Linked DNA regions of Homo sapiens: region 2 is linked to region 1. A link is a contact called in ENCODE Hi-C data. All regions are on one chromosome and are shown on one strand. The core of a region is the stretch at or near the end of the contact, and the rest is flanking DNA. Distances in the headings are between cores, read along the strand shown.

Region 1 (4,919 bases), core at 966-3,465:
AAGTGCACAGTTCAGTAGCATTTAGTACATTCATACTGTTTTGAAATCATTATCTCAAGACATTTTCATCACCCCAAAAGGAAACTTCCATACCCATGAAACAATCACACTCCATTCCTCCATTTCCCCCAGCCCCCGAAAAACACAATGTATATCTATGGATTTATCTGTTCTAGATATTTAATATAAATGGAGTCATGTAATATGCAACCCTTTGTGTTTGTCTTCTTTAACTCAATGTAATGTCTTCAAGGTTCACCCATGTTGTAGCATGAATCAGTACTTCATTCCTTTTTAAGGCTGAATAATATTCTACTGTATAGATATATCACATTTTATTATCTATTCATCAGTTGATAGATATTACCCACTTTTTAGCTATTGTGTATAGTGCTGCTAATGTTGAGCAACTGTCAAACTCTTCATCATTTTACATTTACATTCTACCTTTTATATTCCTGCAGCAACGTACAAGGATTCTAATTTCTCCACATTCTTGCCAACACTTGCTTTCCTTTAAAACATTAATTTTTATTTTAGCTATCCTAGTAGGTATGAAATGGTATCTCATTGTGGTTCTGATTCCTGTTTCCCTAATGTCTAATGATATTGAACCTCCCTCTCCCTATCTGCTCATGTCTAGTCTTGTGACATTAGGAAGAGGCAAATTTATAGCTCATTTTAGAAACATAACTGAAGTTTGAGGCAATGCATTCTTGGATACCAACCTTAATCCTGGCTTCATTTATATTAGCACCCTTACTTCCCCTTTATTTTTAACTCTTCATTTAAAATTTTTATTTATTATGTGGTACAAAATTTTTGCAAGCTGCCTTTTTTATTTTTTAAAATCTAGAGTATAAGTAAATTTAAAAGTCCCATGTCATTTACCTCTTATCCTTTTTTAAAAAGCAAAACAAAACAACTTTTATTGTTTTCTTTAAACACACATAAACTAAATGTTTATTTTGGAAATTTACAAATTGGACTCAACACGTAAAAAAGTAAAAAGAGTAAAATAAAAATCTTCTATAAACACACCACTAACCATGGTTAGTATTTTGGCATTATTTTTTCAGTCTTTACCTATATACCTATATATCATCTCTCTAGTCACACTACTTTTTAAAAATGAGATTATATTATACATTCTTTTTTCATAACATACTATTTTCATCTAACAATATATCATGATCATTTTACCTCATAATTAACTATGCTGCCATGGTTGTAAATTTTTAAACTTTGATTTGCATTATCACTGGAGTTACCTATTAAAATAAAGATTCCAAGTCTACTCCCAGTGCTTCTGACTCCGTCATTGGGATCCACATCCAGAAATCTGTATTTTTTACAGGCTTCTGAGCGATTCTAATATGGGCCATCTTGGGCTCTTTGAGATTACTTCCACACTACTAATTTCAACTATTGCTGAATTTTTCATTGTGTGGATACAGCACTATTTATTCAACCAGTTACTTATTTGGGGTCATTTAGATTATTGGTATTTTTCATTATTTTATTCATCTGCTGAAAAAATCCTTATTCCTACAACTTTGCTGTCATCCATGACTGAGCATTTGTTGCTTATACCCAAACTGTGTGGTATGTTACAGTGATGGGGCTTGGTGAGTGCTCTTCTCATCATTGAATGGGGATTGAGATGCAGATGCTGGAGAAAGCCTCTCAAAAAGCCACATCAGGCCCTGAAATGTGATTGAGAGGACTTAGGGTTTCACAGGAGAAGTGGAAAGGGGAAGCAGCTCAGTGTGTGAGGAAGTGAGATTCAAATTCCGTGTGCTTGAACCTGGAAGCCAAAAGAGCTTATACACCTGGGGCCCAGCCAGCAGTCGCTTATTTCTCTAGAAACTAAGAGAGGGACTAAAATACTCCCTTTTGTTGAAAATTTCAAAGTGGGGGCATCAGCCTTGGGTCAAAAAGAAGGAATAATGGGAGGAGAGAGAGCAGAATGAGACAGCACAGCTTTCTGTCCCAGCACAGCTCATGAAAGAGAGGCCATGCAAAATGAAAGCATTCTTTGCACTAAAAATTTCTGAGAGACACCAAGGCACAAATAGAGTTGCTTTGGTGTTGAAATGTCAAAAGAGGTGTAGCCACCATTTAGGGATGTGACACATTGAGGTTTGGATGCTTTAAAGAACTTCAAAGAAAACGCAGCATCTTTTTGGGTCTTGATGGCCGGTGCCCTTTCAAAGAACATTAGAGAAGATGATGGCTCAGTGGTGTCACCACAGATAGTGCTGAAGTGCTTTGATGTAGCTTTGCGGGCTGTATCAGTCTCAGCAGGAAGAAGGATGAGTCAATGTCGAAGAAAGGAAAACCTAGTTCCGGGGACTGGCCAAGGACTTGCGTGTGAGAACTTGCGATGCATCTCCTTTGAGGGACTTTCAGGAATTATGTGGAAGGAGGGAAAAGGTGAGGATGTGAGTAGTGTACCTGGAATCCCAAAATTCTACATTAGGAATGGAGACAAAAGGCAGAAAAATTCAGGTCACTCATGGACCAGAGCTACAAGGGAAGTGCCCACCTAAGAAGTTGTAGAGGGCGGTGTGTGCTGGAAAGGATTGCTCATGTCCATGTGGGGTGTGTGATTACAGGAGTGGGTGAGGGAAAGGGTATCCTCTGAATCATTTATCAGAAGCCCCTCAGGGGCGACCAGAACCCCTAGGTTATTTCTTAGCAAACTCAGCCTCTTTTCTCATTTTGAGGTGGGTGAGGAAAACTAATTTTCCTCTCCGCCCCCATTTCTCCTGCTCCCCACCCTAAGCTCACTGAGAGTGAATGTTTGCCCCTGAAATAGAATCAGTTCTAAGAAAACTCCCTCGACATCCTGCTCCATGTCAAAATAAAATATGACTGTGGGTGGGGGAATGGAAAGAGGGGTGGTCGGGGGCTGAGGTCATTGCTGAGGATGGGCTGTCCTTGTGCAAAAGGAGCTTATGGAGTGGCCCCATGGAAGAAGCAGGTACATGCTGTAAGTAAAGCACAAAATCTCTAGGTGTCTGGGTTGGTCCCAGCAAAAGCCTAAGAGTGCCCAGAACCGGATGTAGCAGCTTCCTGTTTGCTATTTCACACAACTCTGCAAAGAGCAACAAGGTTTTTCAGCCATATCCAGATTACACTTGTCTACTTGAATTTATTAATTAATCTGGGGAGAATTACCATTTTTAAAACTTTGTGTGTTCCCATCTGTAACATTCAGCAATATTTTTGATTCAAGTGAGAGAAACCTGACATAGCAGTGCAAACAGTAACGGTTTCTGTTTCTTATATGACAACCAGTCTGGAGATGAGCAGTCCAGGGCTGCTGAAGTGACTGTGTAATGTTTCTCATCAGTGTCTTGGACTTCTGTATGTATATGTTGATATTCCCCCTTATGCTTATTGCTTCCTTGCCACAAGATGGTTGCAGCTACTCCAGGCATCAAGTCAGATTTGTATCAGGAACAAGGAAGAAGAAAGAGGGTTGATGCCTCACCCAAAAAGCAAAAGAAAAAATAAAATAACAATAAAATAGAAATGATCTCAGACTTTTGTTTACCTTTTATTGGTCAGAACTTTGTAAAATATTATGCCTATCTGAAAGAAAATTTAGCAAAAATATATTTTATACTCCTCTCTCCCTAAATTTTGAATTTTGTTCACAAAAAAGGTGATGCCAAGGTTTCGTATAGATAACTTGTAGCTCTGCTACACCATCCATCAATATTTTATATCTTTTCAATTTATTAAGTCTTCTTTTATGTTCCTTATAAGCTTTTATTATTTTAATCTGTACATATCTTACATCTCTGTTGGATTTGTTTCTAGACATCCTGTACTTTTATTACTGTTACCTTTAAAAATACATATTTTCATTGGTTGTTGTATAGGAATTGGTTTTTGTATATTGAGCTCATTGAGTATAATTAGTTGTACTAGTTTGTAGATTCTCTTGGGTCATCTATGTAGAGAAGATAGACAGGCATATCATCTATAAACATTACTACTTTATTTTATTTCCCAATCCTTACATTTATTCCCTTTTCTTATCTTATTGATAGGTTGGGACCTCAAATACAAGCCCATTTAGAAGGAAGGCTAGAAAGGTAAAAGTTTCTAAGATTATACCATTTAGATATTTGCTATTTTTTTATTATTTGTTTTTGTAGTTCATGCAAGAGGGGTGGTTTGTATTAGGGTAGTGGCGGTAGAGAAAAATAGAAGTGACTATGTTTGTTGAGGTATTTAGGAAATGGAACCACAGGGACTTGGTGATTGATGCATTTGTGGGGTAAGGAAAAGAATGAAGCCAGTTAAAAAAACATTGTATTTTGACATAATTTCAGGATTACAGAAAAGTTGCAAGAATAAGACAAATAATTTCTGGACACCCCTCACCAAGATTCAAAATGTCAACATTTTCTACATTTCTCACTCTTTCTCTCTCTTTCTTCTTCTTATTATTATACTTTAAGTTTGGGGATACATGTGCAGAACGTGCAGGTTTGTTACATAGGTATACACGTGCCATTGTGGTTTGCCGCACCCATCAACTCGTCATCGACTTTAGGTATTTCTCCTAATGCTATCCCTCCCCTAGCCCCCCACCCCCCAGCAGGCCCTGGTGTATGATGTTCTCCTCCCTGTGTCCATGTGTTCTCATTGTTCAACTCCCATTTATGAGTGGGAACATGCAGTGTTTAGTTTTCTGTTCCTGTGTTAGATTGCTGAGAATGATGGTTTCCAGCTTCATCCATGTCCCTGCAAAGGAAATGAACTCATTCTTTTTTATGGCTGCATAGTATTCTATGGTGTATATGTGCCACATTTTCTTTATCCAGCATTTATGTGGCCAACAAACATATGAAAAAAAGCTCATCATCACTGGTCATTAGAGAAATGCAAATCAAAACCAC
Region 2 (4,613 bases), core at 1,289-3,788, 290 kb after region 1:
CATTTTCTCCCACAATTTTTTTAAGTCCTCACACTAGCCCTCTAAGATAGGTACTTTTAATCAGCATTTTACATAAATGGAAACTACGCCTTAGAAAGGCCTACTGGCCCTCTAGGTTACACAGATTATACAGCTAGTCAGTAGTAGAAACAGGATTCAAGTCCATGTTTTTACTATTGCCAAAGCTTTTGCTCTTACACAGTTACTTCTGATGAGTTACTTTGATTCTGGAAATAAAAGAAATGCAGAGTATGCACATAGAACCATTACTAGGCCATAGATTTTCCCCAGTTGGTACCTATGTATGACAAAATAAAGCCTCATATCAGGAAAGAGTGATGCAACTTCTTACTGATATGGTATATCTGACTTCCAAGCATACACAAAGAACTCTATCTTTTTAAAACTCATTAGAAATATGGAAAAATGATGCTCTACAAAGTACCTCTCATAAAAACAAAACAAAGTTCTAATTGGATTCAATGCGGTTAGGCTAAAAATAGAATAATCCAACTTATAAATTTAAATATTTCAATACAAATCTCTTTTTAATATTGCCCATACCAAAGTACTTATAATGCTCACTACATTGTATAACACCAAGCACTGTATCCTCAAAAGACTTTATGTACCATCATCCAATTCCTACCTCGAGGCAAAAATTAAACTGGTCACAGGAAAATTTAAACTCATTTCTGCAAAACTCTCCCCCTGCTTGTGACCTATAAGGTATTTCCAGCCCAGACTCAAAGAGCTCATTTTATGGGGAAGAAGATTCCTTTCTTCCACTGACCTCAACTTTACAGAGCTGTATTGTGGCTCAAGATAAAATTAGATTTTGGAAGGAAAAGAGTTTGAAATATTATGTAGAAAAATATTGGCAACAAGATTCCTGGCATATCACAGCCTTAAAGCTAGAGAATTTTATCTGGAAGGCTGGCTACACAGTAATTTTAAAAAAACACCATAAATACACTTTTTGTAACTGAAGAAGACATTTATAATCCTAAGTGCCCTTGGTTAGTAAGTCAATTTAGGAAAATGAGTAATGCAAGGCTCTTTAGTATCAAGTTGCATTTTTTTTTCTGTAATACTCTCCATTAGAATGCAAAAACCAACAGAAGCCAAATTAAATGAAATCAATGTCCATTTAATAGAGTGTCCTCTAAATTCAAGGTAAAGACCATTACTATCTGAAAGGTTCCAAGCAAGAGTCCTTAAATATCAACAAAGAAGAGTCCTTAAGTATCAACAAAGAACAAATGAATGCTTCCAACAGACACATAAGGAAATAAGTGCTCTAGAACAATGATCTAAACAGGAGGTCACAGTGTTTGTCATAATGCGTCTATCAACCCCAGTTATAATTATCCAGGAAGGTGTAAAATGGGTGATAGTCGTTGATCAATAAATGTTCTCAGTGTTACTATTACCACCACCACTACCACTAGTTCTAGCAGAGTTGCCACTTTCTGCAAAAACAAATCTCTTCAAGGGAAGGGGTTTAAGCAACATATCAGTCTTCAAAGGTTTTTGTAAACTGTATTATTTCTTTACTAACATATCAGATCAGTCGCTCTGAGGAACTGTGTTTTTAATAGTCTTGGTAAGGGAAGAGAAAGGGTCATCTTAGAGTGAAGGAACAGTGGCCAAGCATGGTGGTTTGCAAAGACAAGCCCTGGGAAGCAAAGGGCACAAGAGGCGAATGGTAGTTGGACAGGTCACCTGAGTGAGGAGCAACAGCGATGGGGAGAACACAGAGCAATCTCTCCTTCAGACCATTTCAGAAACCTGTCAGAAAATCAGGTCCAATCTCAGAGCTATGTTATTTTAAAAAAACAAAAGTGATATTTTTAACAGTTCCCAATTTCATGGAAAAGGAGTATTGTGACTTAACGTTTATCTTCAGGTAAGATGTGGCACATGTAAATGTTTTTGGAGACACAGTATTTGAATTCTAGTTCAAAAAAATTCCTTCCCAAAAAGGGTTGGCATAGCAGTGCTACAAGGATCTATACAGTCCTTACATATAAAGTATAACAACTGACAAAGGGCAATAATTATGTGCAAAAAGGTGAAGGCACTAGCCCAAATGGAATTGCTCATAAGAGAACCAAGAACTTTGCTGTATCAGCCAAGAATGAGACTCCCTTGGATGAATCCATAAATGTCAGGTCCAGAAAGGAAATGTAGGTTTCCCTTTTTTAAACAGTACAAAAGGCCAAGAAGCTTTAGAACTAAACAAACCAGGCCTGACCTCATAACAGTGTACTAAAAGCAAAGTCACAGATGTTTACATCTAGTCCAAATCAAGCCTAATATTAGAACTGAAACAAATAATTGTCTCAGCCAGATTTCAGGTTCCAAAAGGGGAGCAGACAACCCCTGAAAGGAGAACCATCATTTGCAGCTGCTAAGTGCTAAGCACTGTGACAGGCTTCTTGCATATGTTAGGACACTTAGTCCAGAGAGCAGCTGAATCTGTATCCCATAGAAAGCCATGGAATCTGGGGGCAGATTGAGAGCAAGGAGTGGGGGCTGAGACTGAGTCCAAAGGGCAGTTATATGCTCACTACTGTGAGCAATTACCTCTGAAGCCAGACGTTTGACAACAGTTGATCACAGGTCACTGGCCAGAAGTTACATGTACTGCAGCAAAGGTTTCTACCTCTTAGGACTCTAGCCTGGGGTCTCTAACCATGACTATGCCTCCCTTCAATAAAAAATTTATGACTGTTAACCCCCAATAGATGCATATTTTAAATTACATACATGAACTACTATTCTACTATATTATGGTAATTATAAAGCATATATGAAACATGTAAGTTAGAAAACAATTATATTTTAAATTTTAAATTGAAATTTTAATATTTTATTCTCCTAACCCAATGGATCAGGCAGTGTATCACATTTAGAGACTAGCTTTTTTGGCCTTTCTCTTCCAGAACACTCCCGATGGGCACGTTCTGCTTCATGGGTCCCCAAGTCTAGGAAGAACTGACAGAAGTGGAATAGGTCTGCACATTTGGCCTTTACAGCTGAACCCATATTCAGTTTCTCACAATAATCAAACTTGAGAAGAAAGAGAGCCACTTCTTTGATCATTAGTAGACAGGCTCTTGCCAAGAGTGGTACAAATTGTTCTTGCATACAGATAGGAAAAGGAACGTCAGAGAGACATGTATCTTCAAATTCAGCTTGGCCAATAATCACATCTCTTTCTCATCTAACCCCACTTCAACCAAAGTCAAAAATTAAACTGGAAAGATCTGAACATGTTCTTTTTTCTTCTTTTGCCTGACTGTAGTGATTCTGTGATGTCAGGCAAAGCATCCAATTTCTGCAGGCCCCATTTTTTCGTGTAAACATTGGCATCAGCTTTGAGAATGACTAAGGATTCTTGTGGACATAAAAATCTAAAGTTCTAAAGAAAATTCCTAAGTCAATTTTCCTAATATGGCATTTATATACTATGGTATATTATGCAGCTATAAAACTAACACAGGAACAGAAAACAAAATACCACATGTCACTTTTAAGTGGGAGCTAAATGACAAGAATCATGGAGACAAAGAAGGGAACAACAGACAATGGGGTCTAGTTGAGGCTGGAAGGTGGGAGAAGGGAGAGGAACAGAAAAAATAACTATTGGGTAATAGGCTTAGTACCTAGGTGATAAAACAATCTGTGTAACAAACCCCTGTGGCACAAGTTTACCTATATAACAAACATGCATGAACCTCAAATAAAAGTTAAAAAAATTAATAGGAACAGATTTCAGAACTAAAAACAAAAAAAAAAAAACATAAAAAGAATATTATGCTGCTATAGAAAAGAATGAACATGGATGGAGGCCATTATTCTAAGTGAAGTAACTCAGAAACAGAACATCAAATACAGAATGTTCTCACTTATAAGTGAGAGCTAAACAATGGGTACACATGGACATAGAGATGGAAATGACAGATACCGGGGACTCTAAAAGGCAGCAGGGTGGAAAGGAATGAGGATTTAAAAATTACCTATCCAATACAATGTTCACTATTTGAATGATGGGTTCACTAGAAACCCAAGCTCCAACAGTGTGCAATATATCCATGTAACAAACCTGCACGTGTACCCTGTAAATCTAAGCTAAAAAAAAATAATTTTTTGAAAAGTTAATTTTTCTCACCCTGGTTTCTCTCTGTGTTCAAATGTTGGCTGTGATATAATGTGAAATGTGAATCATTAATTAAATGTACCAACCTAGAAAAAAAACATAAATATGTTTGGTTGACATTTACCACTTCTCCCATCCCTCATCTAACACTAATATATTAGAAGATGCAGATGTCTGATGGATTCCTAACTGAACCAGACCAAATGCATGAGGTACCTCTTTTGCAGAACATAGGACTGAGTCTAGGTAAGACACCTTCTTCTCCTCTCTTTCTCTGCAAACACAGACAGAATCACACATGCACAGTACCCTTATATACACCTGCAAACGTATATAGAGATCAAATAATGGCATAACCCTAAAGCGAGCAGGCATTATAAGCATCTCAAAGAGAACCTGGTGTAGACCATGTTAAATATTATAGGGATTTTTAACTGGTTGTTAAGCG

What was found. A loop is a pair of places that touch in the nucleus more often than their neighbours do. Pooled maps may share reads with other maps.
Region 2: a loop to region 1 is called in a pooled map, with 2.2 times the contacts of the local background. The contact joins two enhancer-like sites. A Hi-C loop is called at or near these places in 2 of 37 single-sample maps with no recorded cell type and 1 of 50 pooled maps.

Annotation. Positions count from the first base shown.
Region 1 is chr14:24,671,461-24,676,379 of GRCh38, forward strand. No RefSeq gene overlaps it. Among named protein-coding and RNA genes, the nearest start is that of GZMB, 40 kb to the left of the region's middle. RefSeq lists enhancers at 1,581-1,630, 1,870-3,069, 1,961-2,010, 3,331-3,380. Within about 2 kb of position 2,216, at least 9 of the 41 ENCODE cell types and tissues checked have a DNase peak (open chromatin) inside an H3K27ac peak, as active enhancers do.
Region 2 is chr14:24,957,658-24,962,270 of GRCh38, forward strand. The region is part of intron 2 of STXBP6 (syntaxin binding protein 6); the gene reads right to left. Among named protein-coding and RNA genes, the nearest start is that of STXBP6, 90 kb to the right of the region's middle. Within about 2 kb of position 2,539, at least 2 of the 41 ENCODE cell types and tissues checked have a DNase peak (open chromatin) inside an H3K27ac peak, as active enhancers do.